2 separate regions of the Homo sapiens genome follow, and region 2 is linked to region 1. The links are chromatin loops, found by intact Hi-C in ENCODE. Cell type or tissue: Caco-2. All regions are shown on one strand. Links, peaks and the distances in the headings refer to the core of each region. The heading gives the core; the rest is flanking DNA.

Region 1 (8,337 bases), core at 218-8,217:
CTCATATTCTATCTACATCTGTGTATATAACAGCATTGCCTCAGAAGACAAGATATGGTGATTTTCAGTTGTTGATAAAACACATATTTGAATATAGTCCATATTTTTGGCTATGTTTTTAGATTGTGGAATATATGTTCTCAGAGCACACAGCTGGAAGAAGAGGGTGTTTACCTTGATTTCCGCTTAGAGAGAAGAAACACTGACAGAAACTTGTACAGTCTCCATTTACTTCAGCTGGTCACCACTATTTGTGATATTAGCTGAAATCATTCCAATTAGAAAGCAAACGTGCATGCATGTTGTGAATTGTTTTTATAATTTGGTTTTTATATTTAAAAGTCTCCACGCTGTGGAGGCAGTGTCTAAGAGTTCCACTCAAATGAGTTGATTCCCAATCACGCGTAATCATATTTTTATTGAGTACTCTCCAAACTTTATATAACCTTACCATTATTCCTAAAAAAGTTTTTCTTTTAACTATAAAAAAGACGGCAAATTATTTTAAAAGAAGAATTAAAAGAGACATTTGATAAATTATACATTTATACTACTACCTCTAGCCACATTTTTTTAAAGAAAAGATTCATTTTAGAGTTTTCATAAGTGAAGCTAAAAATAAATACTTCAGAGAAATATATAAAATATTAAATGTGTCATGTTCAAATTTGTTACAGAAAAAATTAACAAGCGAAAACCAAGACCTATTAACTAACTTACTAAAATAAATCAGTTTCCAAAGGATATGGAAGTTATTGAAAGAATGATGACATATATCTTGAAAGTTTCTATACTTTTCTCATAAACTTGAGGTTTGTGGACTTTAAAGTGAAGTTTAAATCAAAGTTAACTCAATGAGTTCCTTGAAAAAAATTGGCATTGTAATAGGGCCAAATACCCAGCTGTTCTGTGGCCAAATTTGTCTCTTTATCCCAAAGTGAAAAATCTACAGACCATTTTGCTAGTTTGCTTTTATACCACATTGATCAAATTTGTTACCCTTAATTTTTAAAATCAAAACAAGCCACAACTTTTTTTATTGGGGGAATTAACATTATATATTACATGTTTTCCAAATATTTCAAAAGACTAAAATTCATGTGTTTGTTGGTTTGCAGTTTTTAGTAAAGTACCAGAAGGAAGGGGAAAGGTGTGGATATTGCTTCTTTGGGTTGTGTGTTTAGGAAGGAAGCAGCCAAGGATACACCTGCTTTTGGCACTGGCTTAGGCACTGGTACAGCAAATGCCAGGTGTCATCTCAGAAGAGGCAAGAAATACGTGAAATACACACAGCCAAGCAAACAGACTTACACTGAAATGGTGTGATTTTCAACAAAAATATAACTGAGTTTATGGTCAACATACCACCATGTGATACAATAAAGTATTAGCATTCTTGTTTTTCTGTCTCATACTACATGATTATTTTTTAACAACAGCAGCAAAGTATTTACTTTTTTTTTCTAGGAGGAAATTAACATGGAAGCTTGACTGCATGCATGCTGAGTGTCACGTAATGTTACATTTGTAATACAGTGGAAAAATACAGCAGAATTTATCCTAACTTCAGGGAATAAAATGCAAAGTATTTTAAAATAGAGTATTTAAATCCTGGAGGATTTGATTTTAAAATCAGCTTTCAAAGCAAAGATTTTGTGGGGTTTACTATTTACTATCAACCACGCTGTGGCTTCTATTAAATGATTATGAGCCCACAGGGGAAGAATAAATTGTGTTCTTTAGAATAATCATTCTAAAATAAACATTTAGAGGTTCTAGATATTATTTCAGGGTCAAATGAATTAGTTGAACTATTTTGTTGGTTATATTGGGTATCCCTGCCTTTGACCCAATACAGATGACTATGAGACATATTTTCTTCCAAGTGATTAGCTGATGGCCACTGACTGGCAAGGTTCAGCTGCTACTATAGGTGTATAGGTCCCCAAAGCAAGACCTGACAAGAAGGCAGGTAGCAAAAAAGTGAGACAGAGAGAGAGAGAGAGAGCACTACTTGGTCACTATCGACCACCTTATCATGGAGAAACTAAGGAAAGGAGATTAAAATAATCTTAATTAGCACATATGATGTGTAATTCACACTCTGTTCCTATGCTCTCGGTTGATTCAGTCATCATTATTCCATTTCCAATATCTGCTCATCCATCATACCAAAATGATAAGTCCTAACGACGACAACAAAAACACATTCAGTTTTAAAGTAAAAATTCTGACCTCTAGATAGGCTGAAGAGAATTGCTATAGAAATAAATATAGGAAGAGAAGAGATACACTTTATTTCTACTTTTCTCCCCTTCATGTCAAATAATTTGTTAGAGTTTTAAAATACATTTTTCTCCCTTCCACAACAGAGTCTGGTCGATAAATCCAAGTGAGAAAACTAAAATCTGAAACAACAAGGTTCACGCAGCCAACTAGAAAAGTCTCTACATTAAGCTGACGACTGACCTACTGTGGCTATTTCCAAGGTAGCATTCCATCGACCTGGTATTGGCAATGTTGTGACAATAGTCTTTACTCTTTAACATTCATACTTCACCATATGAATGTTAAACAGACCCAGGACAAATAAGCTGAGGGTGGGGGCTTCTCTTGTCCTTAGAAGGATATTTTTCAATTACATATTTTGTTACATCCTAAGAGATAAAAGCTGTATCTGCAAGTGATTAAAAGATGTTTTATATTCATGGTTTCATTTCTGCTGAAATAAATGCGTAATTTAAACCAAACATAATTCATAGCAATTTAGGCCTATTACAGAGTTCTAGCTTCTTTTTTATGATAGTTACTAATTAAAACAGAGTGTTACTGCCACACTAAGCCTAAGTCTTTGACATACAGGTTTAATGAATAAAATGTCCTGACACAAAAATGAAAGCAATAATGCAGACAAGGCTGCAAGCTGTTATGTTTCAAGTGTGTGGTAAAGATTAAGGGCATTCACTGAAGTGATGAACTGTGCAGAGAAGGACCTTGTAATTTCTTTCTCTAAAGGAAGAAGTAAAGGAATTTTTAGAGAAATCTGAAATAGTACTAATTTATCTAACTCCTAGGCCCCTCATTCCCAGTTGTCCCTCTCTCCCCTCCAAGAGTTTAAACTCATAAGAGTCACTTCTGAGGAATAAATGATGGGGTATTTTAATATAATCCTGAATATAGGTTTAGATTGAAAATGGGAATTGGGACCATAATTAATTATGTTGCCAAGTTTTTTAAACTTTAAGAAGACAGATGGAGGCAAATGACATTTTATAAGAGTGCAACCTTCTAAAAGATCATAGATTAAAACTGTGGTAAAACGACAGTATCTTTTTTGACATTTGATTAATCCCATATGCAGAATGACTGAAGAATTAATACGGTTTTGGTGTTTTCACTTTCTGAAACCACTGTAATAAGAGACTGACATAAACTCAAACCCCAGTATAAACACAGTCTGAGCGAAGGTTGCGGCCTTATTATCACTCTTAACAAACAATAATGAATAATCATACCGATCGCCCTCACTACACTCTGCTTTATATACATATTCCCTCTCGGATCCATCCATCACTTCTTTCAAGATAATAAAACAATTCAATCCCATCAAATCCCCTGCAACCGCTCCCTTGGGAGGGATGTTTTATCTCTACTTCTCCGAACCCAGGGAGGATTTTACTTGTTTGAAGGGGGCGGAGAATGGAGCGGAGTCCTATTTATTTCCATTGATGACTCCCCTGGTTCTCACAGGCGCTCAGGGACCGGGTGGGAGGAGGAGAGGAGGAGGTGCGGAGATTCCCTCCGTCAGAAAAGAAAAAGGGTTCAGGAAGCGAGGCAGCAGGAGGAGGGGTGGAGGGGGGAAAGAGAGGGTAGTGTGTTTGGGGAAAGCAGCAACTAAATGAAAAAATAAACTCTTCTTTGTGATTTAGCGGGATCGACAGATGAGAAGCAAATTTATCAACCCAACAAAGTTGCTAAAAAGAACTCTGTAAATAAATTTAAAGAAAAGAAGGAAAAAACATAACAACAACAACAAAACCCAGACATACACTCAGGTTCATTTCCCGCTCAAGGTCTTGGTTTTAGGGAGCCACCCGTACCCAAGAGCAAGAAATGGACAGCGCCCCGAAGGGGGCCAGGAGGGGAACCGCAACTTGGCCGGAGGGACAGCTCAGAGACAGCGTAGAGGTGCCCGCGGCAAACTCCGAGGAGCTGATGCGGGGCGGGTCCGGGGAACTGCCGGGAGCTCTCACGCCTGGGCCTGGGATAGGGTGCGGGCAGAAAGGTGAACCGAGAGCGCACAATGCAACGAAACCGCACTCCAAATTCAGCAGTTTGCAAAGTGCCTCCAAGAAAACAGCTGGGACCTGCAATCACTCGTTCGGACTCCTAGGTTATCGGGGCCGCGGCGACTCCGCTCAGTTAGAAAGGTAGCGCGGGTGAGAGCGAACCCCAACTCACGCACAGACAGGACGAGGGCACGAAGCCGAGTCTCCTGGCTGGGGCCGTAGGGGGCGTCACCTCGGTGGCCGCTCTGCTCTCCGGAAGAAAGTATGAGCCGGTCCCAGGCCACCTCGCTCAGCCCAAGGAAGTTTCTATAACGATGCTCGCCTACCACGCAGAGGACAAATGAGGAGCCAGAGCGGTTGGGGGTCGGGCCAACCGAACTCCCGGCCCCGGCTGCGCAGCTCCCAGACGCCCACCAAGAACTCGTGCGCTGCCTGGACCTCTAGCTTTTCGCCCTACACGCAGACGCCCTCTGCAAAACCCCAGTCCCGCAGACTTTCCCTAGCGGCGGGCGGAGGGCATGAACCTGGAAAGGGAGGCAACAGCCCTCTTGGCAGGCGGGCAAAGTAAGTGTCCAGGCTAAGTCCGGGATAAAGGCTCCGCGGCTCCCCAGACCCCACTGCACCCCGAGCTCCCGGGTCCCAGGTCTTCCCCGCCCTTGCGCTGTCTGTCCACCTCCTCACATCTCTCCGGGCCGCCCAGCTTCGAAAGCAGCTAAATTAAAAACAAACAAACAAACAAACAACAACAACAATAAAAAAAAAAAAACGAGGGAAACCTGCTCCTGCCCCTCATGCCCTCAGCTCCTACGGATAGGGCGCCCTTGAGAAGCTTCTTGGGCCTTGAAGATTTGGGGGCGCGTGCCTCGAGCCCCCATCTCGGATGACCCTTCGGGCGTGAACGCTCCTTGTGCTAGGTCTCAGGGTGGCGGGCTAAGGCGTCGGGTCTCTGGGGCATTGCTTTCCTCTCCCCACTTACCTTAAAAAGATCTGTTTTTCGTAGGGAAAATAGAAAAAAATCCCTCCCCGTGGTGTGGTGTGCGAAATAGTCCACGTCCCCGGACCCTGCCAAGATGCTAAGCACCAATATCCAGGAACGAGAAGCCTGGAGGGCGGGGACGGAGGCAGATAAAAGAGAAAAATTCAATCCGCTGAAGTGTCCCAACTTTGCGGTCGGCACAGCAAACTTCAAAGGCGGGCGAGGGCGGGCGGCGCGCGGTCGCCGAAGTTGCTGCGAAGTGGAGTAGGGAGCCGCGCGGGGCTGGGGAATCCCGGGGCAGCGCCGAGAAGCGGCGGGAGGTCCTTTTAAACTGCAGGGAGCGTGCGGGGGCTGGGCGGCGGGAGGATGCCGCAGCGACCCGCGGGGCTGGCGCGGGCTTCGCCGGCCGCCGCTAGTCGCACAGGCGCCTGGCTGGAGCGCCGCGCGGGGTGCTGGGAGAGCCGGGCGCACGGGGCGGCAGCGGCCGTGGCGGGTGCGCTGCTCAGTTAGCTCCACTCTCTCGCGGCTGGAAGTGGGGAGTGTGTGTTCGCTCCCGAGTGTCACTGCTGAAGCCCGGAGTCTCTTCCCCTCCCAGCCCTAACCCCTCCCGCCTCACCGCTGCCCGCCCGCCCCCTCCCTCCTCTGCCCGTTGCCTCCCCCTCCGTCCCTCCTTCTCTCCCTCCCGCTGCGCGCCAGCGCGCACGCACACACACACACACACACACACACTCATACACATACACACACTCACACACAGACACCCTCTCCCTCCTTTTCTCTCTCCCTGTAGCCCTCCCTCCCTCTCTTTCTCTCACACACACACCACCCTGCTCAGCGACCCAGCGCTCCCCAAACAGGACCCTCGCGGGCGGCATCGCGAGGGACACGCTGCTGTCCTAACCTTAGCGCCACTCGGGGAGAATGAAGGAGGCCCACCGAGCCCCCGACAAAGCTGCAAAACCCAGGAGACGCGCACGCGGGACCATCACACTGTCAAGCAGACCGGGGTGCACAATAGAGGGAAACTCTGGGGTTGATCTGGGGGCAGGGAGGGGGACGTGTTAAATCCAGAAGGTTGGTGGTTGGAGGCGGAAAGCAGAGTGTGCAAACTGTGCATTCATGTCCCACTTTTCACCCGAACGCCTGCCTATCACAGCCTTCACTCAGGGAGCGCTTCCCCCTCGGCGCAGACCGAGCCTCCTCCGATTTGAAACTCAGCAGCTGTTTTAACAATTGAAAAAGCGGCCCTACAGGACCAGTGAAACGGAGCAGAGTGTGTGAAGCCATTAAGGCTGACTAGGTAATTATGATAAAAAGTTACCTAATTAGCAACCTGGCCTGGGCTTAGGAAAACCAAGAAAAAAAAAGTACCGAATGATTTGGTGATCTCATTTTTGCAACTGAGAACCTGATTTCCAGCAAACCTGGTTTTATATAAGTTCTAATAATATATAATTATTTATTAAGATATAGTGTCAGTATTGAAAACACTAGTTCTGTTATTGCCACAATGAAATTAAGGTAGGTAGGATGAAAATCAGCCTTATCCCGGTCATATTAAGAACTATGATCTTTTTTGCTAAACAGTTGGTCACAGAGGGTGGACCAATGCAGCTCCTAAAGTTTTGTGGTTCCTAGATGAAAACACTGCAGGAAATGGATTTATAAAACCGTTTACACGACATAAAATAGTTTTGTAAAATTTTTAAACACTGAAAAGGACATTTCAGATCACTGTGCAAGCATATTTTTTGCAGATGAGACAATGAGGTGAGAAAAGTCCTCATTGTATCTCCACTTAGGAGATACGATCTAGAGCAGATCCCTGGGTCATTCATTAACAAAGCTTACGAAGTCCCTGCTGTGTACCAGGTATGTCTTATGTGCTGAGATTTAGAGGTGATGGTGCTGCCTTTAAGGAACTCACCGCCTGGTGAGGAGACAGAGGCATAAATGAAAATGTGATTAGCACTATAATAAGTGCAGGTACCTGGTCCTGTGGAAGCATGGAAAAGGAAACAGCTAACTCCCCTTCAGAAGCTTCTCTTGGTAGAGATTTCAGTGTAGAGTTCTGAAAGACAAGGAAGAAATACAAGGCCAACAAGGATGTGGTGGAGGGGGGAGGGCATTCCACAAACAGAAGCAAGTGAAGAGGTTAGGAAAGTGTCAAAGTACATGGTGTGTCCTGGAAACTAGGAGACTAGGTGCGGCTAGACTGCAGGTGAAGTAAGCAAGGCCAAGCCACACAAGGCTCTCTGGGTGTAAGGAGCCAGAACTTGCCTGGAGGTGGTGAGTAGTTGGGAAACTGTTAAAGGTGTTAAGCTAGGACAGATTCTAAGGTTTGTAAGTATTATTAGATAATGTGTTTTAGAAGGTTTCCTCTGGTTTCACTGTGCAAGACAAATAGAAGAGAGATCACAGTGAGGTTATTTCCAGAGGAAAAATTAGGTCTGAACCAAGGCAGCAGAAATGCTGTTTGGGAGGTTAGGACAGCTCTAGAGATATTTAGGAAATAGAATAGACAAGGCTTAGTGATTGATTGGACATAGAGGGTAATGGAGAGAAGAGAGTCTAGACTGACTCCCAGTTTTCTGGCTGGTGCGCTAAGGCAGGGATGGTGCCACTAGCCAAGAGAAACACACAGAGAGGAGCAGTTTTAGGAGGAATGTAATGAGTTCTGTCTTAAACTTGTGGAGTTGGGGGTGCCTCTGTGACATCTGAGTGCCCTGCCATTTAGGCAGCCAAAAGGAAAGTTCCTAGGAGGGTAGACAGGAGCTGGAAGGATACATTCAGGTGTCTGGCAAGCATGGGGGAGGAGTAAGGCAGCCAGGAAGAGAAGACTTAGGATGGGACATGGCAGACACCAATGTCTTAGACATGGATGAAGGAAGAGGACCCTGCAAAAGAAAGGGATGAACACCAGAGAAGAAGGGCAACAGAGTAGGACCAATGAAGCCAAGGGAGGACAGGGCTAGTGACCAGGGTAGAAAGAGGCAGACAGATGGAGACAACTAGACTGAAAAGCTGCTGCTCTTATTTACAAAAAGTCTTGGTATTCTTGACCAATGCAAT
Region 2 (8,337 bases), core at 241-8,240, 64 kb before region 1:
AAGCTATTCAAATAAAAAAAATTTAAATGCATGGAAAGAAAGAGAAAGAGAGAAAGATAGAGAGAGAAACAGACAGAGAGGGAGAGAAAGAGAGAGAGAGAAAGTTAGAGAGAGAGATAGAGGAGAAGACTGGCGAGATGGCCAAATTCTCTATATACTAAATTATCACAAATATCTGGGTAGACCTAGTCCCTGATACAAGATAGGGGAGGTATACTCTTTGGGAAAAGTAAAGGTCTAGTGCTCTTTACTCATTTGGACAGAGAAAAAGGATTTCCCAGATCAATATCCAGAAGCTGATTGCAGTAACATTACCCCGCACTAAGTCTTGGCTCAAGAAGGAGGGTGGTGAATAGAGATGCTCACACTAATAAGAGAGAAGAAGGGTGGAGTGTGATCCATTCTCCAAAGGTGCACACCATCACTTTCACTTTTCTTCCCCAAGTACAGCCCAACTTCCAGAGAAGGAGATCAGGCTCCATTTCTTAAAGGAATAAATATAAAAGAATTTGTGGAGATATTTTAAACCCACCACGGACAAATTATGAATACAGAAATATAAGGCACATACTGAGAGAAAATATTCACAATACCTATATCTGACAAAGGATATATATGTTATATAAGAATAATATAATATTCTTAATATAATATAGTACTATTCTTATATGAACACAATCAACCCAATAAAATATAGGCCAGAGTTTTGTACAGATACTTTGCAAATAAAATGTATGAATGGCCAATTAGCACAAAAAGAGATACTTAAATGTGGTACAACTACATACCCACCAAATGGCTAATGTAATATTCTCAATATTAAATTTTGGTACATGGAGCACCCGGCCCTCTATAGATTTCCTGTGTGAGTGTAGCATGATATAACCACTTTGGAAAACTTTTTAGCAGTTCCTTATGAAGTAAACATATACTTACATCATGATCTAGCAGTTCTACTTCTAGGTCTTTACCAAGAGAAATCAAGACTATGTCCACAAGCAAGGTGTGGAGCTCACATTTGTAATCCCAACAATTTAGGAGGCTGAGATGGCAAGATCACTTGAATCCAGGAGTTCGACACCAGCCTGGGCAACATGGCAAGACAGACTTTACAAAAAATAAAAAATGAGTCAGGTGTGGTGGTGCACAGGCAAGACAGACTTTACAAAAAATAAAAAATGAGTCAGGTGTGGTGGTGCACACCTGTAGTCCCAGCTACTTGGGAGGCTGATGTGGGAGGATCACTTGAACCCAGGAGGCACAGATTGTGGTGAGCTGAGATCGCACCACTGCACTCCAGCCAGAGCAACAGAGTGAGACCCTGTTTAAAAAAACAAAAAAAAGACACAATACAACCTACTTTTTTGAAATAATAAAATAAAATTCAAAAGAAGAAAAGAATACAACTTTAGATGATGAGTAGGCTGAACACTCCTAGGGACACTGTGGCTGCAGAAGGGAGCTACCCCCTGTGGGTCTCCTCTGAGCTGTTCTACTATTCAATAAAGCTCCTCTTTGTCTTGCTCATTCTCCACTTGTCTGCTTACCTCATTCTTCCTGGTCATAGGACAAGAACTTGGGACCTGCCGAATGGCAATGCTGAAAGAGCTATAACACAAACAGGGCTGAGACATGCCCCTTGCTAGCCACCATGTGGGTGAAGAGAAGGAGAGAAGAGCTGTGGCCCTTCGGAGATCCCAGACCTGGAGCTCCCTGAGCCAGGACTGTGACTTCCTCTTTGGGGCCCTGTGGTTCCTGGTATCTCCAAGCGTCTTGGTGTCACCATGTTCCCTGGTGCCAGCTGGGGAAGCTGCTTGTGGTATGCTTAGTCCAGCTGCAGCCTCACAGAGAACTGGTGCCCATGCAAACACCTGGAGCTGCCCACCCTGTGGCAGCAGTTGACATGTCTGACTGCACAGTGGCTGGACCCCACGCTCACACACCCCTCACTGTTCCACACCTGACTTGTAGTCTCCCGTGGAGGTATGGGATCCAGGGTGGTAGCATGAGCTGAGCATAGCCTGCCAGACTGAGTGGGGAGAACAAGCCCAGCGGGCCCTAGCAACACTTGGGAAAAGATGCCACTGACCACAGTGGTTTCCAGCCTGAAAAGTGACCCCCAAAGATCCCACAACACCTTCTCTGCTGGTTCCATTTCTTTTGACAACATACTTTTATATACCATGTACTACAAAACCCAAATAAACAGACAAAATGTTTTTATTTACTGATCCTTAGGCTCCCTCATACTATCTCTTAATATCTCTGTACTATCCTGTAACATTACTATGTTAGTATACTTACCCTTCCCTCTTTATCCTGCTGTAATCTGCTTTTCATGCCTACTCATCATCTAAAATTGTATTTTTTCTTATTTTGAATTTTATTTATTATTTTAAAAAAGTAAATGTATATATTTGAGGTTTACAACATGATATTATGGGATGCATATAGAAACACAGATACATATAGAAACACAGATACATATAGATAGTAAGAAATTGTATTTTAAAAAAATATTTAAATTTATTATCTTTATTATTTGAGATAGGGCCTGCCTCTGTTGCCCAGGCTGGAGCACAGTAGCACAACCATAGCTCACTGCAGTCTTGAACTCCTGGGTTCAAGTGATTCTCCTACCTCAGCCTCCTGAGTAGTTGAGACTACAGGTGTGTGCCACCACACCCTGCTATTTTGTTTTATTTTATTTTATTTGTAGACAAAGTCTCGCTATGTTGCCCAGGCTGGAGAAATTGTATTTTTAAAGGTCAATATGGCTCCATTAAACAAAAATATTTCCTCCTGTGCTCATCTTCTTGCAAGTGTTGACACCATGGACTACTCCTATTGTTGATTCCCTCTGGGCTGTTTCTCTCTTCCCATCTTATCAATGTGCTCGCTGACTTACATGAATGATAAATTGCAGCAATCCACGTTGCTTACTTACTTGCTATTCTAGTCAATATTCCCTTCTGAGTCATCCTATACTGGTCTCCGCACCACAAACGTCTCTCTTCTCTGTCTTTCAAAGACCACCCCTTTCATGAAAACTTTGATACCAACCAGGGTATGTGAGTCCTCATCCCTCCTTTAAAAGAATGCACTGATAGCACTTGTACATTTTTATGGCTTTCTCTTTGTTTTTGTTCTCATAATCTACTAATGTGCTTATCCTCCCTTTAGTTTTTAACTGATTTGGAGGCAGGATATCATTCTTTTATATAAGACTTTCACAGAAAACCTCATGAATCTGGGCATATGATAGGTCTATAATCTCTAACCTATACAAATATAAATACACCTTAAAATAGATGCTGTAAGGAGGCATGGTATATCTGATTTTCCCCACTTGTGAGCATGAAGGGGTGCTCAGTTGTACTGTACATGATAGTATAATTAAGGGATATATTTATACATGAGGCTCGGTATACTTAATGTATAATGAAAAAAGAAGAATCCACTGAGAATGACTCATATCATATGGTGAGATTAAAAATATTTTACTATAGGTAGTTCTGAAATGGTGAGCCTATATTTTAAAATTCCATCATATTATGTTTCAGGTAATACATTCTCTGTCATAGGATGTAAGGCTGAGAAAGCTATTGCTTCGGAAAAAGTTAGTCAGGCCAGGACAGAAAGCCAGCAAACAAAAGACAACCCTCAACTCTTAAATTCTAGATGGATGTTAAACTCTGGGGTGAGATAAGAACTTGAAAGAAAAGGTTTCTAAGTGTGAAAGGCCTGTTGTTTTTGAGAATAATCAGCTCAAAGTTTGTTCCCTAAAGTGTATTTTTGAAAGATTATATGATGGTATGAGGCAATTTTATGGCTAAAAATGAAACAAAAATATCTCTAGTGCTGAGATGAGGAAAGAGGGCATGAGAGGTAAAGTAAGAGTTAGTCTTTGATGAGTGTTTCAGCACAAGCTATCCCCATCCCTGGGCTAAAGTCTGCAGAGTTGGGGCAATAAATCAGTAAAATATCGACTATCTGAGAGCAGAAGAAACTTGTGTTCTATCTGGAATTTGGGTGTGAACAGCTGCCTTGGAGTTTTCCCTGTGCCAATACCGAGCAGGACAGTAGAACTGGCTCTTCCACGGGAAGAGGCTGCACACCTAGTGTAGTTTCCACATCCCCCAAATAAACAAGGTAGGGACATGCGAATCTCTGTTCCATGAGGAGAGGTGATGACTCTGGAGCTATAGACACAACATGGTTCATATAAGATGAGTTCATTATAGGATATAAATGCCCTCCTATGATGCTATGATGTTCTGTATGTAAAACTTAGAATACTTGTAACTTTGGCATTTTCTTAGGGAGAAAGAAGTGACTCAGTCTAAACCTTAAATGACTGAGAAGAACTGGGATTCCTTGATCATATAATCTGCCGTCAGGATGAATGGCATTATGAAGTAGACAGGATGTTGTCTAAAAATTTTTGTAAAGCAAAATTTTTATACAACCGTATATATATGACTAAAATGTCACATGGGAGAGCACAGTATGCAACAAACATTGGTTGCAATTCCTTAGTAGGCCATCAATTAACTTAATTGCATCCAGCATTTTTTTTTAAAGGCAGAGTCTCACTCTGTCACCCAGGCTGGAGTGTAGGGGCATGATTTTGGCTCATGGCAACCTCCACCTCCTGGGTTCAAATGATTCTCCTGCCTCAGCCTCCCTAGTAGCTAGGATTACAGGCTCGTGCCCCCATGCCCAGCTAATTTTTGTATTTTTAGTAGAGACGGGGGGTTTCACCATATTGGCCAGGCTGGTCGCGAACTCCTGACCTCAAGTGATCTACCTGCACTTGATCCCAAGTGATCCCAGCACTTTGGGAGGCTGAGGTGGGTGGATCACTTGAGGGCAGAAGTTTGAGACCAGCCTGGCCAACATGGTGAAACCCCGTCTCTCCAAAAAATTAACTGGGCATGGTGGTACACTCCAGTAGTCCCAAGTACTTGGGAGGCTGACGCACGAGAACCACTTAAACCGGGGAGGTGGAGATTGCAGTGAGCCAAGATCGCACCACTGCACTCCAGCTTGGGTGACTATGCAAGACTCTGTCATAAAATAAAATAAACAAGTGAAATAACACAGTAATGGATAACCAAATATTGTGTGTTCTCACTTATAAGTGGGAGCTAAGCTTTGAGGACACAAAGGCGTAAGAGTGATATGATGAACTTTGGGGAATTGGGAGGATATATGTTGGGAAGGGGATGAAGGATAAAAGACTACACATTGGGGGGTATAGTGTACACTGCTTGGGTGACAGGTGCACTAAAATCTCAAAAATCACCACTAAAGAACTTATCCATTTAAGCAAACACCACCTGTACCCCAAAAACTACTGAAATAAAAAAAGTAGGATTCTAGGAAAGCACAGATTATCATAATAGCAGTGAGTTGATTACCAGTCCCCGGCACTGGCTGGCACATTTATTGAGTGGAAGAAATAGTTCCTGCAAAGAGGCTGGAGAATCCTTGAAAAAAAAAGAAAAAAAAGAAAAAGTAACAGACTGACTACTGCTGAAGCCAGAAAGGATAGCACAATATTTGCTTTTGACCCTGGTGAGGTCAATGCCACTGACAGGGCTATATATTATAGATTTCAGTAGAAGTGTTGATTTGTAGTCAGGGTCCAATTTCCCTAAAGCTGAAGATTGGCTTGATAATGTGAGGAAAACTCATGTACCTAAAGGGACCTGTGAAAGGAAATATGCCTTCTGATGTTTCAACTGAACAGCCATTAAATTTTTGTTAGCAGGATCAGGTAGGGCAGTGACAAATTCAGTATTTCATTAGATTCTCTTTTCTTTGGTGATAAAGGAAGGCTATGGAAGGTTAGCTTTCTGAAAATGATTAACATGTGTAAAAAACATTGATAAACCTTTTTGAGTAATTTCTAGGGTTCACTGAAGTACAATAACAAGTAAGATTAACAATACAGAACGATAAGTAGGATAGGAAATATATTAGATAAATAATCTTGTTTCAGCATTTTAGATGGAAGCTGTCTACTTTGTGCTTTCCTCAGCTTGATCGAAAGATCTTTGGTTAGAAAACTTGCTCTATTTTCTGTCTTTGAAAGATTCTTAAGAATTCTTGGCTGAAGCTCTCCCAATAAAATAGATGTCCAATTGTCCAGGTAAGATGGTTTGAATTTTTTTTAAATTAGAGAACATAGATCCAAAAACAATGCCTTAGGAGTTTACCATGGTACTACTGTTGATAATACCTGGTAAGGTCTTTTTATCAAGGTTTGTGGGTGGTCTTATTTCAGAGGAACAAATCTTACTTAGGTTCTGTTTAGTGTGATGTTATGGGCAGGCCACTTGTACTTGCTGTAGATAAGACTGGGTATATGCATTAATCCATTGCAATACTTGGATTGCAAGTATTGCAACAGAGATTAAAGGTGTAATTCCTAGATACATGGGATGGCCTCTTATTAATTTATAAGGTGAAAGCTGATGGATGCCAGAAAGAGTTGATTTTAATGTCATTAAAGCTTAGGAAATACCTTAGGCCAGAAAAAGTTGAAGACACCTGGATGCATTGCTTAGTTCAGTTTTAGAGTTTCATTTATTTTCTCTACTTTTTCTGAATATTGAGGATGAAATTTCTCTTAGTAAAACCTAAGGCTTTGCAAAGTGCATTAAGAAGAGTCCCAGGGAAATGTGTGCCCTGTCACTGAAGTGAAGGGTTACATTTCCCCATGTCAGAAGCAAACAAACAAAAAAATCAAATAACTTTTTCACTACCATCACAGCTTTTCCCTCCAGCAAGAAAAAGCCTCAATCCATCTTGAGAATAAGCAAACAATAACTAAAAGATATTTATTGTCCTGTCATGGGAATGATTGGGGTTGAAGGTATTCAAAGGGACTTGGAACCTTCTTTTCAGTCTTGGCAGGATTAGGCTGTTGGCAAGTAAGATATACACTGGAAACATCTTTGGCAAGACTCTTAAAATTACCCAGGTAATGATGTTTCAATATCATGTCCAATTTTGTTATGTTAATTTAGGTTAACTTATTTAGGTAACAATTTAGGTAAAATAACAAAGCATTTTTGCTAAACTCCAGAAGATAATTTGTTATGATCAGACAACAGTTTTATAACACCATATTATCTTTAAGTAATGTGCATTCTGACCTCCCCTAATGCTTTCCATCTGAATCAGGGGCTTATCTTTGGCAATTAATGATAGCATCTTTGAATCACTCCAGAGTTTTTCCTATTTGGGAGGTGATGGGTACAATCATTTTAGTAAATGCTGCTTGTTTAGCATAGGCCAGTTAGGTCATTATCATAGGATTCTGGATCATTATGCTTTGAATGAGTCTCTACTTTTATTATGGGTAAAAGCTTAATTTGTTTTCATTTTTATGTAAGTATCCGCAGAGAACAGGAAACCTCTTTTATTCTAAAGCATTACCACATCATAGACCACCTTACAAGCATACTTACTGTCTGTACAAACATTTGCTCTTTAACTCTTGTTACTTGGCTGTCTCAGAGGCGTGATAAATTCAGCCATTTGGCTGATTTAACTTTTTGGTAGAAGCTCAGATTTCAGTTGTGAATTTAGATTTGTGATAGCCTGCTTATCATTTTCCATTTCTTATTTTTAGGTACAAACAAAATTAAATCAGGATTGTCCAGGGGTGTTTCCAGAAAATTCTCCCACAGAGGTCAAACAATAAATAATGAGATTTTCCTTCCTTAGGTAAAAAAATGAGAGTTGCTGGGTACCTGGTGTTATAGCAACCGATAGAGATCTTTAAAGGGGAAAGTAACAATTTCATAGGAAGTAAGGTATCTAGCTGAGGAATGCTGAATCTGCACATTATGAGGAATCATCACATTGGTAGAGACAATAGAACCTTGTCAGCTGAAGCTTTCACAAGCTCTGCTACCACATCTTTTACACAGGGTAGATATGCATTGGCCAATGGACTGAAATAAAAAATGGGTTTCTGATTGTTTCCCTGTAGTTGAGACAGTATTCTATTGCCTGCCCAGAACATTGGGTATAAAAAGACAAAAGGGTTTGTAATAGCTAAACAAAAAAGAAAGGGGCCTTCTTTAGTCTAGTTTCCCAGGAAAAAGGTTCAGTGATCTCAGCAGAATTCAGCATCCTGGGCTCCAATATCCAGATATCCTTAAAAGGCCTAGGATTCCTTTTGGTAACTGCACTAGGAATTTCCTAGGCTGTAGAGATGATTCATTCTTTATAATGGTCATGTCGATCCATTGTACAAATAGTTTATACTTTTTCTTTTAACTAGTCCTCTGTTGGTAGACTACTGGGCTGTTTCTGGTC

What was found. A loop is a pair of places that touch in the nucleus more often than their neighbours do. Peaks named below come from ENCODE experiments on the same cell type or tissue, not always from the same donor. Only the 100,000 strongest peaks of a DNase experiment are listed, where the experiment ranks them.
Region 2: a loop joins it to region 1, with 2.5 times the contacts of the local background. A loop is called at or near these places in 2 of 110 quality-filtered maps.

The regions. Positions count from the first base shown.
Region 1 is chr4:121,066,728-121,075,064 of GRCh38, forward strand. It overlaps NDNF (neuron derived neurotrophic factor), which reads right to left and starts at 5,808. Exons shown (of 4, transcript NM_024574.4): 1 at 5,266-5,808. It overlaps NDNF-AS1 (NDNF antisense RNA 1), which reads left to right and starts at 4,635. Exons shown (of 3, transcript NR_187407.1): 1 at 4,635-4,853; 2 at 7,023-7,137. In Caco-2, for the core only: a CTCF peak has its summit at 4,692; DNase peaks (open chromatin) are centred at 4,804, 5,824, 7,154, 7,434 and 1 weaker place; H3K4me3 peaks cover 3,314 bases; H3K27me3 peaks cover 411 bases.
Region 2 is chr4:121,002,310-121,010,646 of GRCh38, forward strand. No RefSeq gene overlaps it. Among named protein-coding and RNA genes, the nearest start is that of NDNF-AS1, 65 kb to the right of the region's middle. In Caco-2, for the core only: no CTCF peak of the experiment used is centred there; a DNase peak (open chromatin) is centred at 3,992.